Regions from separate parts of the Mus musculus genome. Here all the other regions are linked to region 4. The links are chromatin loops, found by intact Hi-C in ENCODE. Cell type or tissue: heart. All regions are shown on one strand. Each heading gives the region's core, and the rest is flanking DNA. Links, peaks and the distances in the headings are about the cores only. Region 1 holds the start of Llgl1 (LLGL1 scribble cell polarity complex component). Region 2 overlaps Alkbh5 (alkB homolog 5, RNA demethylase). Region 3 overlaps Alkbh5 (alkB homolog 5, RNA demethylase). Region 4 holds the start of Dhrs7b (dehydrogenase/reductase (SDR family) member 7B).

What was found. Peaks named below come from ENCODE experiments on the same cell type or tissue, not always from the same donor. Only the 100,000 strongest peaks of a DNase experiment are listed, where the experiment ranks them.
Region 1: it touches region 4 in a loop (7-fold over the local background); 12 of 42 quality-filtered maps call a loop at or near these places.
Region 2: it touches region 4 in a loop (4-fold over the local background); 3 of 42 quality-filtered maps call a loop at or near these places.
Region 3: a loop joins it to region 4, with 2.9 times the contacts of the local background. A loop is called at or near these places in 3 of 42 quality-filtered maps.

The regions. Positions count from the first base shown.
Region 1 is chr11:60,693,680-60,701,830 of GRCm38, reverse strand. Llgl1 (LLGL1 scribble cell polarity complex component) reads right to left here and starts at 2,131. Exons shown (of 21, transcript NM_001159404.2): 1 at 1,890-2,131. The coding sequence starts at 1,970. In heart, for the core only: CTCF peaks have their summits at 4,111 (motif pointing left) and 5,461 (motif pointing left); DNase peaks (open chromatin) are centred at 2,090 and 2,860; H3K4me3 peaks cover 1,912 bases; H3K27ac peaks cover 2,105 bases.
Region 2 is chr11:60,557,285-60,565,435 of GRCm38, reverse strand. Alkbh5 (alkB homolog 5, RNA demethylase) reads right to left here. Exons shown (of 4, transcript NM_172943.4): 4 at 6,924-8,151. It also overlaps the pseudogene Gm12628. Among named protein-coding and RNA genes, the nearest start is that of Alkbh5, 24 kb to the right of the region's middle. In heart, for the core only: no CTCF peak of the experiment used is centred there; a DNase peak (open chromatin) is centred at 5,845.
Region 3 is chr11:60,547,918-60,556,068 of GRCm38, reverse strand. It overlaps Alkbh5 (alkB homolog 5, RNA demethylase), which reads right to left. Exons shown (of 4, transcript NM_172943.4): 3 at 2,200-2,355; 4 at 1-1,831. The coding sequence ends at 1,654. Among named protein-coding and RNA genes, the nearest start is that of Alkbh5, 14 kb to the right of the region's middle. In heart, for the core only: a CTCF peak has its summit at 3,918 (motif pointing left); no DNase peak of the experiment used is centred there.
Region 4 is chr11:60,825,024-60,833,174 of GRCm38, reverse strand. It overlaps Dhrs7b (dehydrogenase/reductase (SDR family) member 7B), which reads right to left and starts at 2,544. Exons shown (of 7, transcript NM_145428.2): 1 at 2,444-2,544. The coding sequence starts at 2,463. In heart, for the core only: a CTCF peak has its summit at 4,074; a DNase peak (open chromatin) is centred at 2,514; H3K4me3 peaks cover 1,635 bases; H3K27ac peaks cover 1,178 bases.

The DNA of each region.
Region 1 (8,151 bases), core at 1,414-6,413, 130 kb after region 4:
CAGCCAGCCAGTCCTACCTCCTCTACTTGGGGCCCTCCAGGAGATGCCTTCTGATCCACAGCCAAAGCCTAGGCCTCACCATGTGGTCCTTCTCTGGGCATCCCAGTTCACCTGACTCCCACCCCAAAGCACTTGGCTCTTTGGCTAGGCAGCTGACTAAAGCTTTGGCATCCTCTGCATTCCTTCTGTTCCCCCCCCCGCACCCCCCCCCCCCCGACCACACTGTGCAGGTTACCTGGCACTCCCAAATGACCAGCTCTGAAAGGCCTCCCTAACTGGTCCCGCCTACGTCAGCATCCCAGTCCATATTCCCACACCCTCATCACACCATATTTTATCCACAGCTCTAGCCAACCCTGTGAACTACTATATATTCTGCCCTTCTGTTTTGGCTTTTTTGTCCGCATCCTTTCCCAGGGAATAAACCACCCCTTCAATGAAGAATTGTCCGCCATGCCCTGGTACCAAGGAGGTAGGGATCCAAATTAAACTAGTAGGAGATGCACATCCTACAGGCAATTTGTAATTTGTGGTCTGAGCTGGATTTAAACCCAATACCCACTGGTCACCCTGGACTACAAGTCCAAACTCAAGAATCTGGGGCTCACTATTCTCTAGAGATCTCCTAACACCCCCTGTGGCAATCAAACTCGTTCCCCAAGATGACCTATCTCCTATCATTGCTTCCCACTCAAATCGGGCCTCACCCTCCTCAACTCCTACCCACTGTAGCATCATCAGTCAGGGGAAGCCATGCTTCAGAGACTCATCACAACTGTGGAGGTCCCCACTACACACCCCATTCACTGGCTAAAACCCACTCTCTTCTTGTTTCATGGGGCACACCCTCACGGTGAGCCAAAAAGAGGCTCCCATCTGAGAAGCCTCTCCTGGCAGCTCTTTAGTTATGGTGTCTGTAAAGCCTGGCACCCCCTGATCATTGCTGAGATCGCAACAAGAAAAAACTGAGCCATGGCAGGGTCTCCCCCTGAAAGTGCCTCCTAAGAGAAGTCCAGGGTCCCTAAGTTCTACTCAGGACAGTAGCAGCTGCTTCAAAACTCCTACTCCACTGCTATCACACAGCAAGGCAAGGAAAGATAAGCGGCCCTCTCCCTACTGAACCTCAGTTTTTTTTTTTTTGTTTGTTTGTTTGTTTTTTAACGTGTGTAATGGAAATGAGAAATCGAATCCTCAACAGCAAGATGCACACAGGCTCTGGGATAAAAGTAACATCTAATCAGAGCCCCACCAGTACAGATAAGAGTTAGGCTTGTGGGGCTCTATACTGGTCAGTGCAGACTAGGTGGGAGCTGAGGCCTTTCCCGGGTCTCTTCTGTATCTCGTCTCTCCAACTTTAGTAAGGTCAGGAACTGGCCGGGTCGCAAGGACATCCAGAATCCACAAGGGGGAAACTGGCCTCATTTCATGGCGGGGGAAACTGAGGCACTAAGGTTTGAAATGCAGTTGAGCATACAGACCAGCACATCCCTTGAACTAGGGACCCCAAGGTAGGGCAGAGCCTGGTGAGAAAAGTGGAGGCGCAGGGATTTCCCAGCCCCCCCACCCCCCACTTTTCCCTCTCTCGCCCGCCTAAGAGTTAAAGAAAACAAAACCTGGCCCTGAATGTCCCTCAGCCGAGCCGGGCTACACACCAAAAATGAAAGAAAAGAGGCCAAGAGCGAAAGGCAGATAGGTCGGAGGACCCCACTGAGCCCAAGGGACACCGGGAGAGATATCAGGGGTTCAGAGACCAGGAGCCCGAAAGCGCACGGCACGGCGCGGGGCGCAGCCCGACACCCCAACCAGGCACACCCGAGCAGCGCGGCGCTCGCAGGGCAGAGGCGGCCCGATGTGGCCCGCCTGAGCCGCCGGCGCCCCCGCCGCCGCACCTTGTGGAAGGCGAAGAGCTCCTGCTTAAGCTTCTCGCGCTGCGGGTCGGCGCCCTGCCGCCGGAACCGAAACTTCATCATCTTGCGCCCGCCTCCGCCACCGCCGCGGGATGCGCCCGGCCCCGCCGGTCCTGAGGCGCGGGGCGGGGCCTGCACGGAGGCGCGGGACGCCACGGACGCCCGCCCGACCCACGACGTGAGCGTGCCCGCCGTGCCGTGCCGCCCCTTGCTCGCCAGACAATGGGCGAGGACGGGGCCCCCGGGCTCGCCGGGCTCGCCGGGGGGGGGGGGCAGTCACGCATGCGCAATGGTGCGGGGCCTGCTGGGACTTGTAGTCCGAAGGTGGGTCCCAACCGTGGGAAGCTGGGCTGTGGTTTGCTAAAGGTTGTTTTCCACTCACGACTGAGCTAACAACATTCTAATAATTCCAGGGACAATTCTCTAGCCCCTCCCGGTCCCACTTCCCCCATCTTTGCCGTTGTTATCTAGTTTGTGTGGCCAGTTTTCACGGATCACTACTTTGCCTATTCCTCCGGTGTGTATTCCACACCACGCTTTTTGTCTCAACTATTATCGAAGAACCCCTCTCTAGGAGCCCGCGATGGTTGTGCATAACTTTAATTCTGGCAATCAGGTGGCAAGCAGAGGCAGGCAGATCTCTCTGAGTTCCAGGCCAGTCAAAAGCTACATTGTAAAACTATGTCTCAAAAAAAAAAAAGAAAATCTCAATTCCTTGAGAGTTATTATTCATGACCCAACACAAAGAACTTCGGTTTGCACCGGCTCAGAAGATCCTTGAGAGGGACGCGAGGCAAAGAAAAGGGGCGGAGGGCTGCAGGAGGTGGCAGGCACGTAGGGCTGAACAGGAGCGGGCTGGATACAGCTTCTCCCCTTGTTTCCCCCATCCCTACAGGGAACTCCGAGAACAAAGCTGCGCCCCGCCCCCGCTTTCTTCCTGTCCCACCCACCTCCCGAGACTTTTCTCTTCTGGACAATGGCCTCTAGGCTGAACCTTTTCCTGCTAGCTGAGGGACTCAGTGTTGGGAGAGATCCCAGGAGTTTAAGCGGGCCAAGCCCCTGTCCTCCCATCTTTGTCAAGAGAGGAGGCGTTGACCCTTAACCCTCAGGCAGCTGCACTGCAGCAACAGGGACCTAGCTACCTCCAAACTGCCCACGACCAGCGTTGCTCAACCCGCCCTGGGAGTTGGGGCTCAGGACTCACAGCTCTTTCCCGAGCTGTAGCTAAAGTGGTTGGCTAGACAGCAAAGGGCCCCTCCTGATCTCAACACGCTTAATGATTTTAAGAGCTCACTGAGAGAGGCACAGATACCACACAATTTTAAAGTGATATCACCCCAGATGCACAGAGGAAGAAACAGTGGCAGCCAACACAGACCAAGATCAGCCCCACACAAGTCATGATCAGAAGCAACTCAGAGGCCTAGGCTACAGTCCTTGTGCTACCCCATGTTGGATTTCAACCTTGCAAATGCTCAGGACATGCTCTACCTCAGCACCAGCTTTCTCTACCCTCATCTCTGCAGTAAAAGTTTATTAGGTTACCCAAGTAACCAATCCCCAGAAATTTTACACTGCAGTCACAAAAACAAAACAAACAAACAAAAAACCCCAAACACCAGACAACAAAACAGCAACAAATAACTTCTGTTGTTTGATAGCCAATAAGAATGACTTTTACCGGGCAGTGGTGGCATACGCCTTTAATCCCAGCACTTGGGAGGCAGAAGCAGGCAGATTTCTGAGTTCGAGGTCAGCCTGGCCTCCAGAGTGAGTTCCAGGACAGCCAAGGCTACACAGAGAAACCCTGTCTCAAAAAACAAAACAACAACAAAAAAGAATGACTTTTAAGGGGCTAGAGAGATGGCTCAGTGGTTAAGAGCACTGACTGCTCTTCCAGAGGTCTTGAGTTCAGATCCCAGCAACCACATGGTGGCTCATGAGATCAGATGTCCTCTTTTGGTGTGCCTGAAGACACAGTGTACTTATATATAATAAATAAATAGATCTTTGCGGGGAAGTGGTGGCACACGCCTTTAAAAAAAAAGAAAAAGAAAAGGAATGACTTTTAAGGCTGGAGAGATGGCTCAGCAGTAAGGAACACAGGAATACAGGATGCTCTTTGAGGTCCTGAGATCAATTGCAAGTAACCATTTGGCTGCTCAAAACCATCTATGTCTATAATGTGATCTGATGCCCTCTTCTGGCATGTAAGTGAAAATGCAGGTGGAGCACTCATACATTAAATAAATATATCTTTTATATCTTTTTTTTTTTTTTTTTTTTTGAGACAGGGTTCCTCTGTGTATAGCCCTGGCTGTCCTGGAACTCACTTTGTAGACCAGGATGGCCTTGAACTCAGAAATCTGCCTGCCTCTGCCTCCCAAGTGCTGGGATTAAAGGAGTGCTCCATCATCACCCAGCAAATGAATATTTAAAAACAAAACAAAAAAAGCCGTGCTGGAGAGATGGATCAGAGAATAAAGGCACTGGCTGTTCTTCCAGAGGTCCTGAGTTCAATTCCCAGAATACACACAGTGGCTCAGAACCATCTGTAATGGGATCTAATACCCTCTTCTGGTGTTTGAAGACAGTGACGGTGTACTCATATACATAAAAATGAATAGAGAAATGTAAAAAATAAAAATAAAAAATGATGGGCTGGAGAGATGGTTCAAAGGTTAAGAGCACTGACTGCTCTTCCAGAGGATCGGAGTTTAATTCCCAGCATCCACATGGTGGCTCACAACCATCTACCAAAAGCAGATAGAGCACTCACTAAATACATATAAAATAAAAAAAATTTAAAAATACATAAAAAGTAAGGTTGATTTTTGTTTGTTTGTTTGTTTCATTTTTTTGAGACAGGGTTTCTCTGTGTAGCCGTGGCTGTTCTGGAACTCACTTTGTAAACCAGGCTGGCCTGGAACTCAGAAATCCACCTGCCTCTGTCTCCCAAGTGCTGGGATTAAAGGCATGTGCCACCACTGCCCGACTGCATTTTTTTTCTCAATGAAATTTCTTCCTTTCAGAGAACTTTTGTGTTCAGTTGACATAAAATTAGCCAGTACAATCCCAATTTTTAAAAATAGATTTTGAGTTTTGGTGTCTTATTGTTTGTTTCTCTGGTGGCAGGGTTTCTCTGTGTAGCCCTGGCTGCTCTGGCTGGAACTCATTCTGTAGAACAGACGGGGCTAATTTACCTAAATGCTGGCCAATTTTAACTTTAGTAAGTTTTTTGTTTTTGTTTTTGTTTTTGTTTTTTTTAATGTTCTTGGATATGCAGTGGTGGCACACGCCTTTAATCCCAGTTCTTGGGAGGCTGAGGCAGGTAGATTTCTGAGTTCAAGGCCAGCCTGGTCTACAAAGTGAGTTCCAGGACAGCGAGGGCTACACAGAGAAACCCTGTCTCAGAAAAAAAAAATATATATATATATATCTTGGGCTGAAGAGATGGCTCAGAGGTTAAGAAAACTGCTTTTCCAGAGGTCCTGCTTTCAAGTACCAGCAACCATATGGTGGCTCACAACCATCTGTAATGACATCAGGTGCCCTCTTCTGGCCCACAGGATACATGCAGGTAGAACACTATCCATAATAAATAACTAAATCTTTTTTTTTTTTTTAAATGTCCCCCTATCCTCACTCTTTCTTTCTGATGTATGGGTGCATTGTTCTACACCTGCATGCTAGAAGAGGGCATCAGACAGATGCCCTTATAGATGGTCATAAGCCACCATGTTGTTTGTAGTGGCTATTCCTGGTTGTCAACTTGACTGTATCTGGAATGAACTACAATCCAGAATTGGAAGGCTCCCCAGTGATTCAAATCTGGAGGCTGGGAGAGAGAAGTTTCTGACCCGGATCTTGGTATGGAGATCTTGAGGCAGAGTGGCTATGAATTCCAGAAGATTAAGACAGTGAGAGCTCCGAGTTCAAGGTCATCTGGGATTAAAGGTGTGGTGGCACACACCTATAAGCTGGGCTACACCTTCTGCTGGAGGCCATATAAGGATATTGGAAAAAAGAAGGCTCACTCTCTCTCTCACTCTTCTTCGCCTGCTTGCCTTGTTGGACTGAGCAACTGCTAGATCCTTGGACTTCCATTCACAGCTGCGGCTGATCATTCTTGGGAGTTGGACTGCAGACTGTAAGTTATCAACAACTTCTTTTACTATATAGAGGCTAAGCCATAAGTTCTGTGACTCTAGAGAACCCTGACTAATACCTGGTTGCTGGGAATTGAACTCAGTACCTCTCTGGAAGAGCAGCCAGTGCTATTGACCATTAAGCCAGCTAGGCAGCCCCTCTTTAGTGGATTTTTAAATCTGAGAAGCCTATGTTCATTGCCTTCATATTCTGACTAGAAACACAAACATAACCAGCTGCCCAGGCTCTGACTTCCTCGTCTTCCCCATCACAATGGGCTGTGCCTTGATTTGTGAGCTAGAAAGCACTTTCTTTAAATTGAATACATTTCTATAAAAGGTAAGAAAAAGATGTGGTAAGTGCCTTCTATCCTGTGTCCTTAGGAAGTGGAAGCAGGAGGGTCTCTTGAATCAGGAATTTGATGCTGGGCTGGAGAGATGGCTCAAAGGTTAAGAGAACAGTGGTCCTGGGTTTAATTGCCAGCAACCATGTGGTGGCTCACAACCATCTGTAATGAGATCTGATGCCCTCTTGTATGAAGAAGGCAACAGTGTACTTACATAATCCATTAAATAAATAAATCTTTTTTTTTAAAAAAAAGGAATTTGAGGCTAACCTTAAGGGCATAGCAAACAAAAATGTACCAGAGATGGGGTGAGGGTGAGGAAAAGAGGAGGATGGGGAGGGGAGGGAAGGAGAGGGAAGGGGAGAGGAAAAAGGGGAGGGAGAGGATCTAGATGGGTGCAGTGGAACACCTTGGACCCTGATCAGTCTTGGGATGCAGAGGCAAGTGGAATTCTGTATGGTACAGGCCCACTTGTTTGTTTTTTCTTTTTGAGATGGGTTCTTGCCATGTAGCCTTGACAGCCTTAGAACTCACAGCACTTCTCTTGCCTCTGCCTTCTCCCTAAGGGGTGGGATTATAGACTAGAGCAATAATGTCTGGTTATATTTCATTATATTTTTAGAGATAGGGTTCTATCATGTACCTTTGGATGGCCACAAACTAAAAGAATTCTTTCAGCTTCTGCCTCTTGAGTGCTGGGATTAAAAGAAGGTATGTGCCCCAACACTAGGCATGAAGAATTCTTTTGTTGTTGTTGTTGTTGTTGTTTTTCAAGACAAGAGTTTCTCTGTATAGCCTTGACTGTCCTGGAAATCACTCCTTAGACCAGGCTGGCTCAGAAATCTGCCTGACTCTGCCTCCTAAGTACTGGGATTAAAGGTGTGCACCAATATTGCCTGGCAGCATGCAGTATTTAACCAATGAGCCATCTCTCCAGCCCTCTTTAGTAACAACTAAACTAAATCAGACAAACAATAAAATAACATACAAACAAGGTGTGGTAGCCTTGGAGTGCCTGGAAACTGAGGCAAGAGGATTACTGCAAATTCAAGGTCAGGCTGTGCTACATAGTGATTTCCAGGCCAGTTAGACTATAGAGAGGAAATCTGATACACACAGAAAAGGAGAAGGGCTGGGTACATAGCTGGATTGGTAGAATGCTTTCCTGCTATAAATAAAGACATGAATGCAACCTAAAAGGCCTGGGTATGGTACTATGTAGCAGAATTTTTTCCACAATTAATTTCACTTTTAGTACAATCAGAAGCCTGTGATTGGACAGGGAAAGGGGAGGTGGAGCTAAGAGTTTCAGAGACAGGACGATGGAGGAAGAGGAAGATGATCCAGATCCTGAGTGGCTTTAAATAGCCACAGGTGTCTATGAATATCACAAAAGAATAAAACCATTGGGGTGACTTGTCTAATCTAGGTGGGCAGCTTGTATCAGTATCAATTGGCTCTGAAATGATGGTGTAGGCATCTTGTGAATTGAGAATGTATTGATATATAAATCTGACTGATTATTTCTAAGCTTCTGGAGTTTTGATTTACTGTGTTAAGGGGATTTGTTAAAACTAGGCACAAGGAGTAGACTACTGAATAGGTAGAAGTGGCTCTGAAGAAGGTGAAGAAGAGTTTAGAAGACCTCTTCATGGGGCTAACCTAGAGGCAGAGAGACCTTGGGCAGGGTATACTGTAGAGTGCTGCAATTCTTAGATATTTCCCACAACAGTGTTAAAGGTTTTTTAT
Region 2 (8,151 bases), core at 2,829-7,828, 270 kb after region 4:
GGTTGGTTGGTTTTTGTTTGTTTATTTATTTATATTTGAGACAGGGTTTCTCTGTATAGCCTTCGCTGTCCTGGAACTCACTCTGTAAACCAGGCTGGTCTCCAACTCAGAAATCTACCTGTCTCTGCTTCCCAAGTGTTGGGATTAAAGGTGTGCACCACCACTGCCCCACAGCATGAAGTATTCCAACCAATGAGCCATCTCTCTAGTCCTATTTAGTAACAACTAAACTAAATCAGACAGACAACTGTATAACATACAAATGAGGTATGGTAGCTTGGTAGTACCTGGAAACTGAGGCAAGAGGATTACTGCAAATTCAAGGTCAGGCTGTGCTACATAGTGATTTCCAGGCCAGTTAGACTATAGAGAGGAAATCTGATACACACAGAAAAGGAGAAGGGCTGGGTACATAGCTGGATTGGTAGAATGCTTTCCTGCTATAAATAAAGACCTGAATGCACCCTAAAAGGACAGGGTATGTTACTATGTAGCAGAATTTTTCCTCAATTAATTTCACTTTTAGTACAATCAGAAGCCTGTGATTGGACAGGGAAAGGGGAGGTGGAGCTAAGAGTTTCAGAGACAGGACGATGGAGGAAGAGGAAGATGATCCAGATCCTGAGTGGCTTTAAATAGCCACAGGTGTCTATGAATATCACAAAAGAATAAAACCATTGGGGTGACTTGTCTAATCTAGGTGGGCAGCTTGTATCAGTATCAATTGGCTCTGAAATGATGGTGTAGGCATCTTCTGAACTGAGAATGTATTGATATATAAATCTGACTGATTATTTCTAAGCTTCTAGAGATTTGATTTACTGTGTTAAGGGGATTTGTGACAATTAGCCACAAGGGGTAGATGGCTGAATAGGTAGAAGTGGCTCTGAGGAAAGCAAACCAGAGCTGGGAAGACCACCCCTTGGGGCTAACCTAGAGCAGGAGAGACCAAGTGCAGAGAGTAGCTGGGTATAGTGTGGGATGGTGCAATTCTTAAATTTTTCCCGCAATGGTATTAAATGTTTTTTATTAGATATTTTCTTTATTTAAGTGTCAAATGTTGTCTGTCCCCTTTCTTTGTTTCCCCTCTGAAAATCCCCTATCCCCTTCTCCCTCTCCCTGCTTACCAACCCACCCATTCCCAATTTCCTATCCAGGTATTCCCCTACATTGAGTATCCAGCATTTTCAGGCCCAAGGGCCTCTCCTTCCATTGATGTTCAACAAGGCCATCCTCTGCTACATATGCAGCTGGAGCCATGGGTCCCTCCATTTGTATTCTTTGGTTGATGGTTTAATCCGTGGTAGTTCTGGGAGTACTGCTTGGTTCATAGTGTTCTTAAGTCTATGTGGCTTCAATCTCCTTTAGTCCTTTCTCTAGATCCCCATATTAAATGTTTTTTTAAATATTGTTTATTTCATGTATATGAGTACACTGTAGCTCTCTTTAGACACACCACAAGAAGGCATTAAATCCCATTACAGATGGTTGTGAGCCACCATGTGGTTGCTAGGAATTGAAATCAGGACCTCTGTAAGAGTAGTTAGTGCTCTTAACAGCTTAGCCATCTCAAAACACCACATTGGAGATGTTCCTCAGCTAAGCTAGCTTAAAAAAAAAAAAAGTAAGTTGATGCAAAGACAGACACTTGGTCCAATGTCACCTTGGTCTACATCCCTGCAAATGGAAGAGGTGAGAATGATTGTAAAGGGAAAGAAGGAAGTCCCAGGGAGCAGGGAGGGTGAAAGGAGAGAGCCTCAAACAACCAGGAGCACCCAAACCTACTGGCAGCTGCTTCTAGGTGGTGTTTGGGTGCTTGGCAGGTCTAAAATACCTGCAGGAGATCTAGGCAGGGTTGGGAGGGCTTAGAAAGAAGCTAAGTGATGAGAGAGAGAAGGATACCAGGAGAGGAGTCAGCTAGGCTAGTCATAGGCAGCAATGAGTCCCTGATTCTTGCAGGAATGCAGATAGGCTGACACACCCTATGCACTGGCATATTCCATCCAGGGGCTGACTAGGGAAGAAAGGATGGGGTGGGTCATCACCTCTGAGTCCATTTTTCAGAGGAGAAAACAGGCTCTCAGAAGGAACAGGCCAAGGGGGATGTTGAGTCCCAGCTAGACTGGAATACATCCTGAGACTGCCAATAAAGAACAGGTAAGGGGCTGGAGAGATGGCTGAGTGCTTAAGGGCACTGACTGCTCTTCTGAAGGTCCTGAGTTCAAATCCCAGCAACCACATGAAGGCTCACAAATTCTATAACAAGATGTGACTCCCTCTTCTGGGGTGTCTGAAGACATCAGCTACAGTGTACTTACATATAATAGATAATAAATACAAGTTAAAAAATAAAAAGTCAAAGATAATACGTCCGTTCATCCTTCACCTGAGGTAGGACTCACCTTGACACAGGCCTGACCATGGATATTGGTATGAGCTCTTCTTTTTTTTTTTTTTTTTTAATTAGGTATTTTCCTCTTTTACATTTTCAATGCTATCCCAAAAGTCCGCCATACCCACCCCCCCAATCCCCTACCCACCCACTCCCCCTTTTTGGCCCTGGGGTTCCCCTGTACTGGGGCATATAAAGTTTTCAATTCCAATGGGCCTCTCCTTGCATTGATGGCCGACTAGGCCATCTTTTGATACATATGCAGTTAGAGACAAGAGCTCCGGAGTATTGGTTAGGTCATATTGTTGTTCCACCTATAGGGTTACAGGTCCCTTTAGCTTCTTGGGTAATTTTTCTAGCTCCTCCATTGAGGGCCGTGTGACCCATCCAATAGCTGACTGTGATCATCCACTTCTGTGTTTGTTAGGCCCCGGCATAGTCTCACCAGAGACAGCTATATCTGGGTCCTTTCAGCAAAATCTTGCTAGTGTATGCAATGGTGTCAGCGTTTGGAAGTTGATTATGGGATGGATCCCTGCATATGGCAATCACTAGATGGTCCATCCTTTCGTCACAGCTCCAAATTTTGTCTCTGTAACTCCTTCCATGGGTGTTTTGTTCCCATTTCTAAGAAGGGGCAACGTGTCCACACTTTGGTCTTCGTTCTTCTTGAATTTCATGCGTTTAGCAAATTGTATCTTATATCTTGGGTATCCTAAGTTTCTGGGCTAATATCCACTTATCAATGAGTACATATTGTGCGAGTTCCTTTGTGATTGGGTTACCTCATTCAGGATGATGCCCTCCAGGTCCATCCATTTGCCTAGGAATTTCATGAATTCATTTTTTAAATAGCTGAGTAGTATTCCATTGTGTAAATGTACCACATTTTCTGTATCCATTCCTCTGTTGAGGGGCATCTGGGTTCTTTCCAGCTTCTGGCTATTATAAATAAGGCTGCTATGAGCATAGTGGAGCATGTGTCCTTCTTACCTGTTGGGACATCTTCTATATGCCTAGGAGAGGATCCTCCGGTAGTACTATGTCCAATTTTCTGAGGAACCACCAGACTGATTTCCAGAGTGGTTGTACAAGCTTGCAATCCCACCAACAATGGAGGAGTGTTCCTCTTTTTCCATATCCTGGCCAGCATCTGCTGTCACCTGAATTTTTGATCTTAGCCATTCTGACTGGAGTGAAGTGGAATCTCAGGGTTGTTTTGATTTGCATTTCCCTGATGATTAAGGATGTTGAACATTTTTTCAGGTGCTTCTCAGCCATTCAATATTCCTCAGGTGAGAATTCTTTGTTCAGCTCTGAGCCCCATTTTTTAATGGGGTTATTTGATTTTCTGGAGTCCACCTTCTTGAGTTCTTTATATATATTGGATATTAGTCCCCTATCTGATTTGGGATAGGTAAAGATCCTTTCCCAATCTGTTGGTGGCCTTTGTGTCTTATTGACAGTGTCTTTTGCGTTGCAGAAGCTTTGCAATTTTATGAGGTCCCATTTATTGATTCTCGATCTTACAGCACAAGCCATTGCTGTTCTATTCAGGAATTTTTCCCCTGAACCCATATCTTCGAGGCTTTTCCCTACTTTCTCCTCTATAAGTTTCAGTGTCTCTGGTTTTATGTGGAGTTCCTTAATCCACTTAGATTTGACCTTAGTACAAGAGCTCTTCTTTTAAAACATTTCATTTTTTCTACCACTAGGAGGCCAATTGGCAGAGGTCAACATGCAGATCTTTGTGAAGACCCTGACAGGCAAGACCATCACTTTTGAGGTTGAGCCCAGTGACACCATCAAGAATGTCAAGGTCAAGATCCAAGACAAGGAAGGCATCCCAGTTGACCAGCAGAGGCTGGTATTTGCCGGCAAACAGCTGCAGGATGGACGCACCCTTTCCAACTACTACATCCAGAACCATTCCACCTTGTACCTGGTGCTGCGTCTGCGAGGTGGCATCCTTGAGCCCTGCCAGTGTCAGCTTGCCCAGAAGGACAAGTAACAAGATGATCTGCTGCAAGTGCTACACATGCCTGCACCCTCGTGCAGTCGACTGCTGCAAGAAGTGGGGCCATACCAACAACCTGCACCCCCAAAATAAGGTCAAATGAAGATGAGGTCATAGCTGGAGTGACCCTGAGATCAAATAAAGTCCCCTTCCATCAACTGGAAACAAAGTATTTTATTTATTCTTCCTAGTGTATGCACATGAGTGCACCTGTATATGCATACATGTATGATGTGGGAGTGAGGCACATACAGACAACTTGGTGGACTCAGTTTTCTTTCTCCTACCTTTTCCTTGGGGTTCTGGGGACCAAACTCAGATCATCAGACTTGGCAGCAAGTGTCCTTACCTGTTCAGCTCTCTCTGTTTCCCTGGCTCTAGGATAGCTACCTGTGGCTGTGAGCAAGACTTGGGTATATCTACTGGGAGGGTGGCTTTGAGGCTGTAAGAACGGGTGCTATATAATCCATTCCTGTCTGTGATTCCAGGTTCTAACACACTGCCTCTGCCATCTCCTTCCATTTCCTCACTGTAGAATGGGCGCAATATTCCTCTATTAGTTAATACTGTGAGTTGTCTGTGCAGGCAACCCTTCCTTTTATGCCACACTCATTTTGTATATGTGAATTGTTCATTGTGTGTTTCTGTGTCTCTGTGTGTGTGTGTTGTTGTTGCTGTTTTGAGATAGGGTTTCTCTGTGTAGCTCTGGCTGTCCTTGAACTTGTTTAGTAGACCAGGCTGGCCTTGAACTTAGAGATCTGCCTGCCTCTGCCTCCTGAGTGCTGTCAGCTAAAGCCTATGGTTATTTTACAGAGGAAGACACTGAAGCCAGAGAGGATGCTGCTTGTTCCCGACAGTTGTAGAATTAGGATTTGACTCTAAGTGTGGTGTTAAAAATTGTAAGAATTGAATGGGGGCTGGAAAGATGGCTCAGTGGAAAGAGTGCTGACTGCTCTTCCAGAGGTCCTGAGTTCAATTCCCAGCTACCATGTGGTGTCTTACACCATCTGTAATGAGAATGATGCTCTCTTCTAGAGTGTCTGAAGACAGCAACAGTGTACTCACATACATAAAATAAATCTTAAAAAAAGAATTAAATATGATAATAAAGAAGGGAAATGTGATAGGCGTCCAGCTTCGAGAGGAAACATAGGAGCTATATAGCATACCCTAGGAAGTCAGTACTAAGAAGCACCCCTAGTAACTCAGGAGAGCCCAGGCCCTGTAAGAGAACCTTGAGCAATTCTACCACTTGAGATGTGATAGGTGCACCCTTCTCTCTAAGGTGGGGTGAGGTCAACATTGCAGGCAATCTGTTCACAGCTCATGGATCCCTGATGGCATCTGCTTGTCTTCAGGTTGTATGCCTTTAAGCAAGTATAGCCACAAATACCCTGGCAATGTAGAACAGAAGCAGCGGGCAGCCTCAGGCAGATCATGTGATCTCTGGGTACTTAGTTCCATCCATATGCAGGACTGGCTGATCTGCTTGCCACCAGGAAATAATGCCATCGGGGCTCTGCTGCCACACTGAGGACACAGGGAGAACTGCAGCAATGCATGTCTGGTAAAGAGTTGGTGGATCTCAAACTGGGCTCCTGCACCCACAATAGATTTGGGGCCCTCAGTTCCCTGGCTATACAAGTCCTCATCCTCGTTGCTTGACAGTGCAGTGACTCCTACTAATTTTGACTCTTCACAAGAGCTCACCAGACCAGGTTCCTCCTGCCAAAAGCCCACAAATAACACCCAGGAGTATCCCACACTAGCTGCAAAATTCAACTAGCAAATCTTGTTTAAGAGGGTGTAATTCAGTGGTAGTGTGCCTGCCCAACACACCAAGTCCTTTGTTCAATTCCTAGCACCAAAATAATATGGCGTGTGTGTATATATATCAGATGCATTCTCACAAACTTCCTGTGTCAGTTAACATTGGAATTCAGAGTACAGGACTTAGTTTTACTGGGGTTTTTTTGTTTGTTTGTTTGTTTTTCCTAGCATTCTCCCTGTTCTGAGTTTGGTCCCCAGCACTGAAGGAGGGGAGAAATAACTATACAGAATTGAAATTATATTAAAAACAAAGGTACTGATATTCCAAAGTAAGGCTTTTTGTTGTTCACCGCATTTACTGTTCTTTTCACCCAGAACCCGTGCTCTTCTGCATGTTTTCCCAGTGCGGGCATTACCAGTGTATTTATTGTTACCTAGGGTCTGCGTTGTCTGTGTGGATGGTGCTGGGATTGAACACACGTTAGGTAAGCTATCTATCCAATCCTATGCGATTCCCAGCAGACAAACAATAACTGAAAAGCCAGATTCCAAACAGAAACAAGAGTTTTAATGATCTCCAGCAACCACATGGGACAGCTTAGTCTGTTAATCCTAGCTCCCTGGGGTGCTATTCTCTCTTCTGGGTCCTCAGGCACCTGCCTGCATGTGCATGAGCCCACACCAGACAGACCACAGTCAAGTTAAAAAAAAAAAAAAAAAAAAAAAAAACTCAAACAGGTGAAATTAATTTAAATAATGTATTTTATTTAACTCAGTATGTCCAAAATAGTATTTCAACATGTAATCAATATAAAGTTATCAATTATATATTTTACATTCTTTTTAATACTAACTTCAAATTCTGGTGTATAAAGCATATCTCAATTGAAACTAGCCATATTTCAAGTGCTCAAAAGCCGGAGTCCAGTGGTTCCAGATTGGACAGCATAGGTTTAAACTTAAGAAAGCAATGAGCTGCTGGGGCATAGGTAACATTTACAAGGCCTAGAATGCACAAGGCCCTCACCTAATCCCCAGCACTACAGAAAAAAATACAAGCAAGCAATGGAGTAATTATCATCATCCAGATTAAATTTTAAAATAGTGCTGAGGCTAAGAAATTTCAATCGAAATTAATACAATTTCTTTGAGGAATCAATAGGCCACAGATTTAGTAACAATTTCTGAAGAAAGAGCAGCATCGTAAGCTGCATGTCGGCCCCCAAGGTTCTCAGGTTCTAGTTTCTGGAAGGCATATACTTTATTTTTATAAGGAGTAGGTGGGAGTTAGGGTGTGGATCAGTGGTAGAGTCCTTGCTTAACACTGGAGAGGCGCTGGGTTCCATCCCTAGCACTGTCAAAAAAAAAAAAAAAAAAAAAAAAAAAAAAAAAAAAAAAAAGGAAGTGGAGCTATGCAGCTGTGGAGTATATGGGAGTCCCTATATCCAAAGACAAATGCCCAACTAAGACAGACAGAAAAGGCTGGATGCAGTGGCAAGATTGCTATTTCAAGGATGGCCTGAGCTAGAGTGAGACCCTTTCTATCCTTTCTATACACACACACACACACACACACACACACACACACACACACACACACACACACACACACGGTGGGGTGCAGAGAGGCACTGAAATGTAGCATACAAAAAGAGGCCATGTGACTATGAATCTAGAGTACTTGCAACTAGAGTGGTTAGAGCCATACCAAGCCGCAAGAGGCAGGAATAGGCTTCCTACCAAAGTCTTAAGGAGAGCACAAAACAGTCTATATCTTTGTTGTTGAGACAGGGTCTCACAATGTAGCCTAGGCTGTCCTCAAGCTCCCTATGTAGACTAAACTGGCCTCAAACCTGCGACACTCCTGCTGGCATTACAGACAAGCACCATGCCTGGCTGCTTTGCTTTTTGAGACAAGGCCCAGGCAGGCCTTAAACTTTTGATCCTTCTGCCTCAGCCTGTGCTGGAATTA
Region 3 (8,151 bases), core at 1,095-6,094, 280 kb after region 4:
AGTCCACCTTTAGCCATCAATCAAGGGGTGTCAGTGACCAATCTTCAGAGGACTGGTGGGCAATAAATTAGCTTTCTCCAAATCCAGTTGGAAGGTCAAGAAAATAAATTAAGGGAAAAACCAAAGTCAGGCTTTCTCTCACCACAGCATCAGACAACTGTTTCAAAATATATTAGATTTGGTTTTTATTGTAGAGCACACACATATTAGGGCAAAGTGCTGCACACACAACTACAAATCATTTTTTGGAAAAGAGCAGTAAAAAACAAGAAAACAAAACAAAACAAAAACCCCAAACCACAGAAGATCTGTGACTGCTTTAGTTATGCAGTCTCAACTTGAGGGCTCCACACTGGCAAAGGATCTGACCCCAAAGAGACTTCCTGATGACTGGGTGCTCCCACACCTCTGCAGCCACTGAGGCCCGAGAGCCAGACCTTTGTGTACTTAGAGTGGTGGTGGCATGGCTGCTTAGAAGGCCTCTGTTTTCAGCAGGCTCAGTCCTGGCCTGGCTGCCAAAGTCAATCCTAATGAACCCCACCTTCCAGGATCTAAATAGGCAGAAACTCTCAAAGACTTTACCTTTGTATTTTTTTTTCTATTATTTTTAGAAGTTCCTTTCCCAGCCCCCAGGCCCGGCCCCAAGACTGAGAAAGTATTAATCCAATATGCAGGTCTGACTTCTGGCCTTGGATATATGCTATATGTGGACAGAGCAGGCACATCTTCTTAGGGAGATGATATGGGAAAAGAGGCCCAAGATGGTCAAATGAGGAGAAAGAGACTAAAGGGAGGAGAAACACCTCAGAACAAAAGAAATGAAGCCCTACCACACACCCCAAGTTCCCATAACCCAAATGCTAGATTGGAAGCCAATCAGTTCCTCTAGCTAGAAACAATTCCTACAAATGACCCACTGCAGCAAGTCTAACAGTTCCATACAATCACACACATATGCCTAACAGGAGCAACCCAGCAAACAGGCATGCTCTTAGCAAAAGAGGTCAGAACCATTGTGCTAGTTCCTTGACCATCCAGGATTGGTGGGCAGAGCAAGCCAGAGGGCATGCAGAAAACCTGGGGACTCAGAAATGGGATGGCGGGGGGATGGCACTGTTTAAGCCCCATACGCAGCAAACTTGAACAGTGGGGAACAGGGTATTTGCATGAGATTCCAGAGCCTGGACAGCAGGTGAGATGTATGGGCACAGCAGACCCAATGCAGGACCTGTATGGCTCCAAGAGACCTCATCCAAGCATGAGCATCAGTGGAAGAAAAGGCTGGCAAAAGAATAGTTTTTGTTTAAAACACTACAAAGATTTACATTTTAAAGCCCAAACTAGAATTTCATAACCAAAACATTTTGTGTGTTTCAATAAACTTCCACTTGAAGACAGCTGTCCCCATTGTCTCTACTGGCTACTCTGGTGTGAACAATTCTCTACAGAAGCCAACAGCTTTTTCCATCAAGGAGGAAAGCCAAGAACAAAAGAACCCAGGTCTTTTACCAATTCGCTCTTTAGCCTTAATGGTCAACAAAGCAAGGAAAACGTATATAGGACCAAAATAACAAAGAAAAAAAACACTCAAACGGAACAGAAGATGGGGTAGCTACATCAGGATTAGCCAGAGTCCCAAGAGGGCACAGAGCCTCAGTGTCTCCTCATCTTCACCTTGCGGGTGGGGCTGCTGGCTGCCTCTGGGCAATCTTCCGAGGACTCATAGGATTTGCGCCAATAGTTCTCAGAGCTAAAACTCCCCCTCCGCCGGTGTGTGGGCAGGAGCACAGACCGCCGGTTTTCTTCTTTGTCCATTTCCAGGATCCGGGGCCTGCAAACAAGAGGGACAAGCTGTTACTTGAGAAGCCAGAAGGAGGGTTCTAGTCTTACAGTCACTAAAGGGGACTTCAGAAGCCCCATCCTTGAATTGGGCTGCTTGACTCAGTAGATCTCAATCAAGATGCACTGATAACAGTGGGGCCTGCCCACTAAGTGACAGGGGCCAGTCCCTGTCTTGGGCTGTCTCTTAAAGACACCTTATGGAGTCTGCTTAATTCTGAGTTTGGTGCCCAGGCCTGTGTCAGGTGTGCTGGGCTTCCCTTACCTCAGATTCAAAGTCTTGCAGGCTTTTGCCATACACCCCTACTTCCCCACTCTCCTACTCAGCTGCACTGCTGGCTTCTGTGTGGGTTTAAGTACCTGTGGGCAGCATCAGGGTCTGCCTTGCGGTGGGACCTTTTGGGTTTCAGCGCAGGGTCTCTGGTGTTTCCTGACAGGCGATCTGAAGCATAGCTGGGTGGCAATGTGGAGCTGCTCAGGGATTTTGTTTCCAATCGCGGTGCATCTAATCTTGTCCTGCAAAGGAAACACACATGGAGTCTCAAAAGGGCATCTTGTAAAGGCATAAACCCTATCAGGACAGATCTGTCTCCAGTGAAGACCAGCAGTCTGTATTCTGTGTTTTGGTTTCTTCCTGGTTCAACTAGAGATACGCCTAGTGACTTCCAGAGAAATGACTTTTCCACTCTCAGGCCTAGAAGTGAAGATTAGGAGTAACTTCTGTCTGAACACCTCCAACGATTATGATTGCTATGCATGCTATGTAAACAGACCCCAAGACATTCTCAGCCACAGAAGGCAGCATTTCTCAAACCAGTCACACTTGAGAGTTTCTCTAGGAGCTCTATCTAACTTGCCAGTGCATTGTGGGCATACTCCAATAGATGCCCTCACCCCTGACAGCAATACAAACAGGGAGGGCTTTGCCCCAGGACTACAGAAGAGACAGACAGAGGAAAGCAGACATGAATGTCTGCCAAAGAGGTCTGAGCTAGGGGTACACACTATACTTTAACTCTGAGGCAGTGTGCTTGTTTACCATGTATGAAGTCTGGGTTCAGTAATCAACACAGGAGTAAGGGGGTGGGGGGAAGGTAAGCAGATTTGAGTCCTTATGAGAGGAGAGGGCTAGCATGAAGACTGCCATTTCCAGAGTTGCAACTCTATCATGAATACAAACCAGGCCAAGATACAAATGAGACTGGAACAAAGAGAGGATGGCCAAGGCTACAGTCAACATGGACTGGGGAGTTGGCTCAAGTAATTAAAATGCTTGCCAGACAAGCAGGAGGAACATAGATATGAACCCATATAAACGCCAGGTAGGTATAGTGTAACTACAGCCTTGGAAGTGATCTCTGAAGCAAGATGGTTAGCAAGATAGCATACTGAAAAGCTCTGGGTTTACTTGAGAAGATCAAACAACGAAAACAGCAGGGGCCCAAGAGAAGGCCCAAGATTAACAGAACTGGCTTCTAGAGGACCCTGGTTTGGCTCCTAGCACCCATTTGGCAGCCCAGAACTATCTATTAACTCTACCAGTGGTTCTCAACCTGTGGGTTGTGCAACCCCTTTAACAAACTTCTATCTTCAAAAAATATCTACATTATGATTCATAACAGTAGCAAAATTACAGTTATGAAGTAGCAACGAATATAATGTATGGCTGGGGTCACCACAATGTTTCAGCAGTAGAAGGGTTGAGAACCAACCACTACTCTAGTCTTGGGGCATCTGATGCCCTCCCTGACCTGTGGCCATCAGGTGCAGGCAAAACATCCATATGTGTAAAGAAAAAAAAAGAAAAAAACAAATTTATAAATGAGTAAGTGTGATGGTTTGAATATGCTTGGTCCAGGGAGTAGCACTGTTAGTAGGCATGGTGTCTCTTCATAGCAACGAAAACCCTTACCTGTTGGAGGAAGTGTGTCACTTTGGGGAGGGACCTTAAGACCCTCCTCCTGGGCAGGCAAGATGGCTCAGCTTGTAAGAGCACTGACTGCCCTTCTGAAGATACTGAGTTCAAATCCCAGCAACAACATGGTGGCTCACAACCACCCATAATGAGATCTGACGCCCTCTTCTGGTGCATCTGAAGACAGCCACAGTCTACTTATTTATAATAATAAATCTTTGGGCTGGAGTGAGCCTGGTTGACCAGAGCTAGCAGAGGTCCCAAATTCAACTCCCAACAATCACAAGAAGGTTCACAACCATTTGTATAGCTACATAAAATAAATCAATCTTTAAAAAAATATAAAAATAAAAAAGGCCCTCCTTCTAGCGCCTGGTAAACAGTCTTCTCTTGGTGGCCTTCAGATCAAGACATAGAACCCTCATCAGCTCCTCCTGCACCATGCCTGCCCAGACGTGGCCATGCTCCTACCTTGATGATAATGGACTGAACCTCTGAACCTGTAAACCAGTCCCAATTAAATGTTGTCCTTAACAAGAGTTGCCTTGGTCATGGTGTCTCTTCACAGCAATGAAAACCCTGACTAAGACAGTAGAGATGATGGAAGATTCCCAGCATCAAGACTGGTTTCCAATGTGTACCCACCCAGAACTGCACACACACACACACACACACACACACACACACACGCACATGTACCACTACACAGGAAAAAGAACAGAACAACAAAAAAATAACCTCCAACACATCCACATGTAGACTGTGGGTAAGGAAGGGGTGAATTTTTGTCTCAGACACACTTCTTATGCTCCTTTACCATTCATCTAATAGAGAAGCTGCTGAAGGTAGGAAACAATACTAAATCAGTGGTCAGATCCCTTACTTCCGCCACATAGCTACTACCTCATCAAGGTGTCTAAAGCAGAACTGTGTGGGGGCAGCACCACAATTCTAGGAGATGGGGCAACAGCTTAGGCATGGTCACAGCTAGGGAAACTGAGGTCTAGGCACTCATTCTCCTGATGAACAGAGCAGCGTGCACCCACCACACCCACCCTCTGTTCATCCACACACTTAACTAGGGTAGGGTCTCCAGCAGACTTCTGGCGCCTACAGTCATGTGTGAACCCCACATTCCACTGTTTTTGATGGCTTCTATTGCCATTCAGGTTTGTATCAATTTCTACCTCATCTCATCTGTTGCAGCATAATAGATGCCTCAGAGCCAGCCTTCCCTCTCTTTTTGTGGTACCATGAACAGAACCGGGGCCTCAGACAAGCTAAGCAAACCTTTAGCCTGAGCTACATCCCTAGCCGAAAGAGTGCCTCTTTGGCTAAACTATCTCAGTACTGCCTGTACGTCTATGGAAAGACTTTCTTGACTTGCCCCTCCGTGGTGAGCATTTTTTCAAAGGACATACAGATAAGAGATCACGTGGGCTGAGTATAGCTCAGTTGTAAAGCACTGGACCACTCATAAAACATAACCATAAAGAAACAAATCAAATCACACTAACAAATATCCCTAGCACTACACAGAAAACTAGAACATACTAATGTTTGCTCACTTTTGGTAAATGGATCTCTAGCTGTTTCTTCCCTAGTGCTTCAGAACATTCTAAAACCTACTTTACCAAAAGCATCCTATTTATATTGCTTTGTCTCACTTCATCCATTTCACTCAGTTTAACGGACAGTGCCATCTCCAAGTGTTGTAGACGGACCTAACAAGCCCGGAGAGGCACTTGAGTTCAAGACCTAAAAAGCCCCGAAAGCTCTCCAGAGTTGCAAATGTTGATGTAAACTCCTTCTTAGCCCCAGCCCCCTACTAGTAAGTCCCCCATACTTTCTGGCCTTCCAACCACTAAATATACCATTTCTATCTAGCCAGTTTAGTTTCTAGTTCTGAAAGCCAGAAGTGCCAAGCCTTCCTTGATTTTTCCACTAAAAGGGATGTAATTAATTTTAATTTTCTTTCTAATGGGTCCTCAGGGGATGTATTTTGTGCTTTCCTATCAGTGTGTCCTTTGCTTTGTGCTGTAATTAATGCAGAGATAGAAAGAACTATGAGTGTCTTATGGTGCTTTTCTTGGATGCCTATATACAATAAAAACCTGGTGACAAGTTGGAAATCCCTGTTCAAAACTCATCCTAAGTAACTCACTTCCTGCCTGAGCTCCTTTTCAGAGTTCACATCTCCTACTCTTGGGGTTAATATGTGAGCATGTTGGCAACAAAACAGGTCCTCCAGTGGGAAGAACACTGGAGTGCACATCAGGAAGTCATGCAAAGAACAGAAGCCCCATTCACTAGTACCACGTCCAAGAACCACCTTGTTCTTAAAGTCGGTTAGCACCTTGGCCACCTAACCAACATTTTAACTCTTCAACTACACCCGCAAAGAGGCTGGGTCTAGTTCTTCTCCAAGGAACACCAATGACTACAATATCCAGGGACATTGTTGGATACAGGCACTTTTTAAGGACATGTTACTATTTTACTCCACTCAAGTAACATTCTCCCCCCAATATTCACCCCCACCCCTACCCCCAGTGTCTCTCTCTGAATGTTCTCTGTAGCCTAGACATCCTACACTTATAATCTTCCTGCTTCAACTTCAACATTAACTGTAACAAAATACTGTATTAAATTGAAGATATCAAAATAGGGAAATGAAATATAGGGTACTGTACAGAACTCTAATGGTCTCACAATGTTTTACAAAACAAACTATCAAAAAACAGCGTATAGCCAGGAGGTGGTGGCGCACGCCTTTAATCCCAGCACTCGGAAGGCAGAGGCAGGCAGATCTCTGAGTTCGAGGCCAGCCTGGTCTACATAGTGAGTCCCAGGACAGCCAAGGCTACACAGAGAAACCCTGTCTTGAAAAACTAAAAAAAACAAACAAACAAACAAAAAAAAAACCCACAAAACCAGTGTATAAAGCTAATTGTTTTTCTAGTTCTAGTTTACTAGGAATTGACTTTTCATCCCTAGTGGTTGGGTAAGTGCATAAAAATGTAACAATATTGAAAGTATAAAATACACTGTGAAGCTTCAGTTTCTGTTCCAAATGCCTATTCTAACTATATAGAAGTTTGTTGAACTTCACTATAAAGAAATTGTACAGTCTTGGGTCTTGTTGAAGGCCAGAAAGAGTACCAGATACCCCAGGACTAGAATTACAGATGGTTGTGAGCTGCCATGTAGGTGCTGGTAATCCAACCCTGGCCTTTTGGAAAAAGTCCGCCTAATCCATCAATGAGCCAACTCGACAGCCCTTTTATGACAAGGTCACTTTAGGTAGTTTTGGCTGTCCTGGAGCTCACTATGTAAACCAGGTTTGCCTTGAACTCAGATCCACACGCCTCTGCACTACTATGCTTGACTTACCTGCAACATTTTCTACAACAAAATTAAGAAATGTATTTAAGATTTAAAAGAATCTGCTTAAGCTTTAAGGGGGGGAAGCAAACAATACACATCCACCAAGCACATCTGACCCTGTACACCTGGACTTGCTTTGCTCAACTTTTTTTTTTAAATGATAGAGCTTCTTTGTCATGGTGGCTTTCATCTCAGAACCTCAGGAATAAAGGCTGGTGAATCTCCAAGACCAATGTGGTCTACATAATTAATTCCAAGCCAGCCAAGGCAACATTGTAAGAATCCTACCTCTACTTCCTAGGTATTAACTAGTGCCTCACTCTGCTTGATTAACTTTTCTTTCTTCTTCCTTCTCTTTTCCCTTTCTTTCTTTCTTGTTCTATGACAGGCCTGACTCAATCCTTTCGCCTTAGCCTCCTAAATGCTAGATTACAGGTATTATTGAGTCACCATGTCCAGCTAGGTCAGGGAAGGTTATTAATGTTAATCAGAATGTCCCCAACCAAAGCCCCCTCACCAAAGGAAGAACAGGCACAGCTGTAAGTCAGCTAAACACTGCATCCTAACCCCCACTCTCCTCATTCCCCGCTCCTTCCAGAAGTGAAAGCCTAGGCATTTTTAAAGTAGGCTGCTACGGTACAGTCTAAAAATAATCAGTGAAAGCACATGTAACAAGTCAGAACCGGGGAGTGGGGTGGGGGTGGGGGTGGGGGTGGGGTCAGTTTAGAAAAGTCCTTCTCAAATCTTGTTTCAAGACTGTGACCAAAGAGACTGGGGATAACTCAGAAGAACATGCACTGTTCTTGCAGAGGACCTGAGTTTGGTTCTTAGCATCCATGTCTGGTGGTTTACAACTGGGCATCTGACTCCCTCTTCGGGACTCCACAGACATTTTCACACATGTTTTCACACAAACACACGTACACGTGTGTGTGTGTGTGTGTGTGTGTGTGTGTGTGTATGTAAAATCCTTAAAAGGAAAAAAAGTATGTCAATAAATATCAGAAGTA
Region 4 (8,151 bases), core at 1,157-6,156:
TTTATGTGCTAAAATTTGAACCTGGGTCCTCTGGAGGAGCAGTCAGTGTCCTTAATCACTGAGCCATCTCTCCAGCCCCCTCAGGGAAAAAAAACAAAAAAAAAACAAAAAAAAACAAAAAACTGAGCAAAGATTCTTTCCACTATAGCAAGTAGTTTCTCACAGTCTGTTCTCTATAAGGAAAAGTCTACTTAACCTGCTAATCCATGTACTAGAATAAAAATAAATGATCCCAAACGAACTCTTAATGTTGGAAAGGAAAAATTAAACAAGCAAGGAAGGGTCACCCGGCTCATAAAATAAGAAATTTCTAAGTCTGAAAGTTCGTAAAACTTTCAAGACTCAACAAGGCCTGCCGGTCCTGACAGCTGTATGAATAAACACCATGCTGAGGAGAGGTCAGAGAGCAAATGATTGCTGACAGAGAAGGCTGTTCAGTGGTGGAGCTGCCTGCAAGGTGAACAGAAACCAATAATGTAGCTCCCATTCTGAGACGGGCATTTCAGGGATGCAGACGCCTTTGAATTACGTTTCTTCTATGTAATTCCTCACCCAGTCACCTTAATAAACTCACCCATTTACCAAGCTAGACTTGGATGAACTTGCTCTCTAGCTAGAGTGAATAGACATTTTGTATCTTCCAAAAAAAAGTAAGTCTACCTGGGTCTGGCCTCCAGCTCCTGACCTTGTGACCTCCTGCCTGGGGAGTAATTGCAACTACCAGCATCCCCCCCAAGTGCCTGGCACTAGGGTTTGAGGAGGAACCTGGGCCTCCATACTAAGCGGGTGCACAGGACTTGTAACAATCTTTCAATAATTTCTCTTACAATGACCAACTCAAAGGCAATCTTGGTTCCCTGGATGAGCATGGCTTTTGCATAGAGGAATGTATCTAAAAGCCTGCCTCCCCTCATTAATTTGCTGCAGCTAAGCTTCCAGGACTCTTCCGAAATGTAGAGATACTACTACTGACTTCATACTCTGCTGTGATGAGGAAAGTGGGTATCTACAATAGACAGATAGTGGTGGGTACTCCAGTTAGTTTCCCTTCCTGCACTTCTAAAACAAGTAGGTCTTGATGCCTAATTCAAACCTTATCACTAAGGGGTCCCTTGCCACCTGCTACTTCTCTAAAGCTTTCCACTACCCCTACAGGGTTACAAGACTGAAAAGTCTTTACAGGCAATTCCACTAAAAGTAGTAAGTACGGGGCTGGAGAGATGTCTCATTAGTTAAGAGCACTGACTGCTCTTCCGAAGGTCCTGAGTTCAATTCCCAGCAACCACATGGTGGCTCACAACCATCCGTAATGTGATCTGATGCCCTCTTCTGGTGTATCTAAAGACAGCTACAGTGGGGCCAAGGGCTTCCAAGGCTGTGGGTTATGGGAAGCTCTAAGGACAGAGGGCCAATGAAGGCTGTGGATATGCACAGTGGAGACTCTTTTAGTTACTGTATTGACATTGCCTGCACTGTGTATTGCTCAGACAGGATGTGCTGGGCACTAAAGATCATGCTGCCCTGGCACCCAAGTGTTAAGGTCAGCCCTTCAACCCTCTGCTTGACCATGTGAGCATCCTGGATCCCAAACATGAGATCCTGCCCACCACCACCATCTCAGAACAAAAAGGTGGGAAGCCAGAGCCAACTAACATGTCCCAGTCAGTGCCTACAGGGTCTTAGCAGCTGTGTCTGGAGGCTGGCTGTTGTCCTGTAAAGACATTTAATAAAATATCGCATAAAAAGGAAAAATAACAAAAGTAAATACCCACCTGAGAGCTAGTGCAAGTGTTTGTGTGGAAAGGCGTATGTATTAACTCTCAAATCACTATACTAAAGGCTAATGAACTGAGAGTAATGTATGAGTACCATGTGTTGAGTACATGTAGCCACTAGCTAAGCCCTTGCAAGCAAAAACTTATTTACTCTTCACTACTGCCATATTTCTAAAGTTTTAACTGAAGAAACGGTCGCTGAATGTTTAAGGCATCCACCCACAGTTGCACCTGCTAACCGGCACAGTTAGGGTTGGAAGTGTCTAATCTAAGAAAGCTGTTCTCATGGATGTTCCAAAGTCAGAATCTTGCTCGCCCTTTCCGAAAACCCAGATCTCCTAACCATCCCCGGGCAGGAGTGCCACTGGGGTCATGCCACAGTAGCTATGCACACGCGACCTTGCGCGCTCTAGGCTCCAGACCCTGAAACGCACACACAGAGACCAGGTGATCTCCGCGATGAGCGTGCCGGGGCGGAGTGCCTGAACCCTGCTTCCTTCACTGTGGGGCGCCGCGGGGAACCGGAAGCTATCAGGATCCACAGCCTCCCCAGAACGTGCTCAGCCTCACTCAGTCACTTAAAGCAGATGTACCCCGCGCCTCCGCTTTAGACAGGACACCGTCCTCATTTCCACTCACCAAGAGGTTGCAACATCCCTAGCCTTTACCTAAAGGACGGAGAGATCATGGTCAATCAACTTCATGCTCCCGCCTCGGAATTGACGAAATGCAGCTTGGTTCCGTCCAATCACAATACTCGGGAAGCACATGCGCTCTGAAGATGCGCCCAACAGAGGTAGAGTTTAGCCTTTGCGGTCTAAATGACGTCAGTCTGCTTAAGTCCTATACCGTAAATCTTCCGGAGGAAAATTCTAAGTAGTGGTTTGGGTTCCATCGGTTTTCAGAAAAAACTGAACTTGCTCTGCAAAGCTGAGTTTGATGGCATATGGCTGTTATCCGAGTACTTGAGAAATGAAGGGAGGCAGCTCAGGAATACAAGGTCCCCTTTGGGCTAGGCTGCATGACACTGCTTCAAAAAGCAAAAATAAATGCTACAGTTGCCAAGATTATTATAAACGGCGATGTGATGTTGTTACAAAGATGGGGAGAGGGGGCTCGGTTTTTGTTTTTGTTTTTTAAGGAGGTTAGAAACAGACCTACACATAAGTAGTCACTTTTCCTTCCAACAAGGAGCCACATTTAACACAACTAGGAACGTACTATTCTAGTATTACTATTATATATATATATATATATATATATATATATATATATATATGTATATATATATATTACATACATACATTATATACATACATACATATATACATAAATACATATGTGTACATATATACATATATATACATACATATATGTCACTATTACATGTAATATTAATACTATTAATAGTGCTAAGTCTAGGAACTTTCTTTATTCTTTTTCTTTCTTTCTTTCTCCCCCTCACCCCGCCTCTTTTTGGGTTTTTGAGACCAGTGCTTTCTTTATGTAGCCTTGGCTGTCTTGGAACTCGTTCTTTACACCAGGCTGACCTCGAACTCACAGAGATCTGCCAGCCTCTGCCTTCCAAGTGCTGTGAGTTCAAGACTAGCCTGGTCTACATCGCGAGTTTCAGGACACCCAGGACTACAGAGAGAGACCTTGTCTCAAGATAATAATTATAACAACAACGTCAACAACACAAGAGAGTGTATAAGCAATACAATTTGTAATACATATAGCTGGAAATAAATTTTATTTCAAAAGATACAAAGTTTGCAGAAAAAATTATTATCTTAGTTTTTCAAGACAGGGTCTCTCTGTGTAGTCCCAGTTGTCCTGGAATTTACCCTGTAGACCAGGCTGGCCTCAGAGATCTGCCTGCCTCTGCCTTCTGAGTGATGGGATTAAGGGCATGAGCCACTATTGCTCAGCAAATTTATTGTATGTTCATTATTGACTGTTTATTGTAGATGAGAGGAGCTTGCATAAAGATATTTCATGCAAGTTTATAATGTACTTTGGGCATACTCTCCTCCATTCTCTCTAGCCTCCTCTTTCCACCCCCACTTAAGTGTAAGGAGTCACACAGACACACACCCTTCTCTGTGTAAGCTGAAGCCAAGTAGAGAGTTGAGTCGGAATTCCATCCCTCACTGACAAGACCACTTCCCACGTGTGAAAAGAGGCCATGCAGAGAGCAATAACTAAACACTCTTTCCCCTCCCAGTGTCAATGGAGACTTATTAGAAGTCTGGACTTCCATTTGTACCAAATAGTAACAAAGAGTTCCTCTAGGTGTCAGTGAAGGACAAGTGGAATTTACAGACTTCCACATCCATCTGCCAATAGCAAAAAGGCATAAGATTATCCTGCCAAAGTATTGTCCAAGGAAGCCAGCTTAAATGGAAAATGGAAATAGGATTCAGACTCTTAAGGTACTTAGAAGTCCAGGTTTCTGTCAAAAAGCACTAGCTTTGGGCTAGAATATATAGCACAATGTTAGAGTACTTGTAAGCATATGCAATGCACTCAGTTTTATCCGTAGCACAAGAATGAAAATTGAAAAGCATATGTTTTTAATAAGAAACTGAACTTTTTTCTTTTTTAACATTTTTTATATTTTTATTAGTCCTTTGAGAATTTTGTACAATTTTTAAAAAAGATTTATTTATTTTATGTATGTGAGTACACTGTCCTTCTCTTCAGACACACCAGAAGAGGGCATCAGATCCCCATTACAGATGGTTGTGAGCCACCATGTGGTTGCTCGGAATTGACCTCAAGACCTCTGGAAGAACAGCCACTGCTCTTAACCACTGAGCTGTCTCCAGGTCAACCTTTTTCTTTTAAAATCTTTATATGTATGGCTGCCTCACCTACATATATGTTTATGTACTAATTGTGTGCCAAGTTCCCAGAATCTCTAGAAGAGGTTATCAGATATACTGATACTGGAGTTATAGGTGAATGTGAGCTGCCTTGTGGGTACTGGGAATTTAAACTGGGTCCTCTGGAAGAGCAGCCAGTGCTCTTAACTACTGAGCCATTCATCTAGACCCTCCCCACCCCCGATAGATAACTTTTAGATGGTGCCTCTCCTCTCCCTCAGGTGCCTCTTCCTCACTATCTTGCTGGCTTTGGACCTCTTCTCCTCAATAAGCTTAAACAATATATCTATTTCTGAGTCCTTCAACAGCAGCTGCCATTGGGAACAACAAAGAAAGGAGACTCAGGTGACAGGGAAATATCTGCTTGGTCCTGGATCAGCAAGCTAAGAAGTTTCATGGATATTCTATCAGTTAGGGTTCTCCAAAGGAACAAAGCTCAATAGTTTATATATAGATATAAAACAAAATGAGATAGATAGATAGATAGATAGATAGATAGATAGATAGATAGATAGATAGAATTGATAGAATATATATATGGATGGGGTGTGAGTGTGTGTGTGTGTGTGTGTGTGTGTGTGTGTGTGTGTGTGTGCATTTTATTAGAGTACCTTACAGGATACAGTCCAGGTAGCCCTACAAAGTCTTTCTCACTGTGGAAAAGCCAAAGTCTGCTAGTTCACTCAGTCCTCAGTCCATGAGGCTGGCTGTATCAGCAGATCAGCAGTCTCAGTGTGGTTCTGAAGTACTTGGTGGAGTCCCAGAGAGCTGCTGGCATTCAGTCTACATTGGAATCCTAAAGAAGTTGGACTTAGCACCAGCCCTAGAAACAGCACAGATGCACTTGCCAGCAAGAGTAAGGGCAAGCAGGAAGCAAACCAAAGCTTTCTTCTTCCACGTTCTTTTATCTGGGTTGCCACTAGAAGGTGTGGTCTTGATTTAGAGTGGGTCTTCCTGTTTCAAATAACCTGATTAAGGAAAATCCCTCACAAGGGTGCCTAGCAGTTTGGGTCCCAGTTAATTTCAGATGTATTCAAGCAGGCAAACAAGATTAGTGATCACATTCTCTAGTGAGCTCCCAGGAGATGTAACAGCTTTACGGACAGAATGAGAGAGATTAGTTCTGCCCTACTTAGCTTTATGCTCCTATTCAGTAAGAAGCGACAATGTACTGGATGATCCTCTGAGCTCCCATCTTCAGGAGTTCATCTGGGCCTGCTCGAAACTGACCATTCATAAAGGAGGGGGTGGGAAAAGCCATGGAACCCTCACCTGAGTATCCAGCTACCCTTCCACCAAGTTATATGCAGTTCTTCCCTTGGAGCCTGGAAGGAGGGGCTAGAGTATCTAGGTATGTAAGAACCAAGAGGGGGAGCTCCAGTTATGGGGCCATGGGTTAACCATCATCCCTGCAGGGTACAGATCTTTCCATATCAGCATTAAGGTCACCAATCCTCTTGCCTTTAATCCCGGACCAATTGCTCTGTTGGTCCTATTAGCAAGCCTATTCATTGGTTCCCCTCAAGTGTACCTTGGTGGAATCAAACTTTGATTTGTCATTGTGACCCTGAGGGGTGAGTAGATGTTTCTTAGCATGTCCTACAAAACCCAGGGTGATGTAACCACAGGCTTTTCTACCAGTACACCACTTCCTGAAATAATGACTCTGAGACTTAATTATATCTGAATGCCTAAGCCACAAGCTTTGGCTCATTCCTTAACTAACCCTGGGCTCATAACTTAATTAACCTGTGTATTCTATTCTGTGAGATCCACATGGCTGGTTACCTCTTCTCAGTTTCATGTGCCTGTCTCCTGAGAGTTAGGGCGAATCTCCTCTTGCACCTGACTCTATCCCAGAGTTTCTCCCTCCCTACTGGAACTCCCACCTCCTTGTTCCTGACTCAGCTCATTGGTCAATCAGCCTTTTATTGACAGGTGATGCTTCCATATAGTACACAGAGATTCTTTCTACTGGATGAAAATTATTGGAACAAGTAGAACAAGCCAAGAAGGCTGATCTTCTGCCTTCCACTCTCGATTCCTACCTAAGGAATCAAGGAGAGAGGAGCAGTGGTGGCGCACGCCTTTAATCTCAGCAGTTGGGAGGCAGAGGTAGGCAGATTTCTGAATTCAAGGCCAGCTTGGTCTACAGAGTGAATTCCGGGACAGCCAGGGCTATACAAAGAAACTCTGTCTCAAACAAACAAACAAACAAACAAACAGTGGGCTGGAGAGTTGGCTCAGCAGTTAAGAGCACTGACTGTTCTTCCGAAGGTCCTGAGTTCAAATCCCAGCAACATTTGTCCAGCTATCTGTAACGAGATCTGGCGCCCTCTTCTGGAGTGTCTGAAGACAGCTACAGTGTACTTACATATAATAAATAAATAAATCTTAAAAAAAAACCCCAAAGAAACAAAAAAGGAATCAAGTAGAAAAGTTTCTGGGGGGAAATTGAGATGAACAAGCTTAAGGAATAGTTTAGCCACCTGGAACTCAACCTGGCCTATGCACACACTCTCCTAATAATACATTTGGCAGCCCAGAGCACTCATCTGAGTGTACAACACACATACACAACCTCTCCAAACAGTGTACCTAGCAACTTGTTAGCAACCTAGGGAATCCATCTGTGTTAGGCTCCATGCATTCTAAACAATAGAGTAAGTTTCCCTTGCTGAGCGGTGGTGGCACACATCTTTAATCCCAGCACTCAGAAGGCAGAGGCAGGCAGACCTCTGTGAGTTTTGAGTCTACAGTGTGAGTGAGTTCCAAGATAGTCAAGGCTATACAGTGAAACCCTGTCTCAAAAAAAAAAAAGTTTCTCTTAATGATCCTTAAACTTAGATTCTATTCCTCTCAGGCACAAGCGATGGAAGATTAATCAGCCTGACTAAGTTTTTGTGTACAGCAAACTGGGTCTTCAGGGTGAAGTTTTAGGGGAAATCCCCTATTCACCATTCTGTGCCTGTGCCTGTGCATTTGATTAGAGTAGGTGCATTCTACGATGCCAACGTAAAGCACTACTCTCTGAGCTGTTGCCATCAGAACAGCAGTGAACACTCAAAGGAGCGGGCCTGTTAACTGTTGCCACTCCTACATAGAAGGGGGAGGCAGAGAGTCCTCAGACTTTAGTCTTAGTCAACAGTGGCAGTAGAAAGCAAACAGTTCTGTTAATGATTAAGTCTTGGACCAAAAAAGTGGTGTGCATTAGGCAATCCTTCACATGGTTATAAAGGCAGGAATAACTTTTACCTCCTTATATAGCCAAATTGTCATGACCCAACACATACATCCAAGGGAAACAATTAGTCCTGAAGTCAAGGGCTTTGACAACATTATCTATCATATATTTGGTCTTTACTTTTCCCAGTAATTGGTGTGATCATCTGTGTAAAGGCAAAGCCAAAGATAATAAGCAAAATACTGTACTCTAGCAGTGGGATTCTAACTACCTGGAACCTGAGGATACGGTAACTTCTTTTATT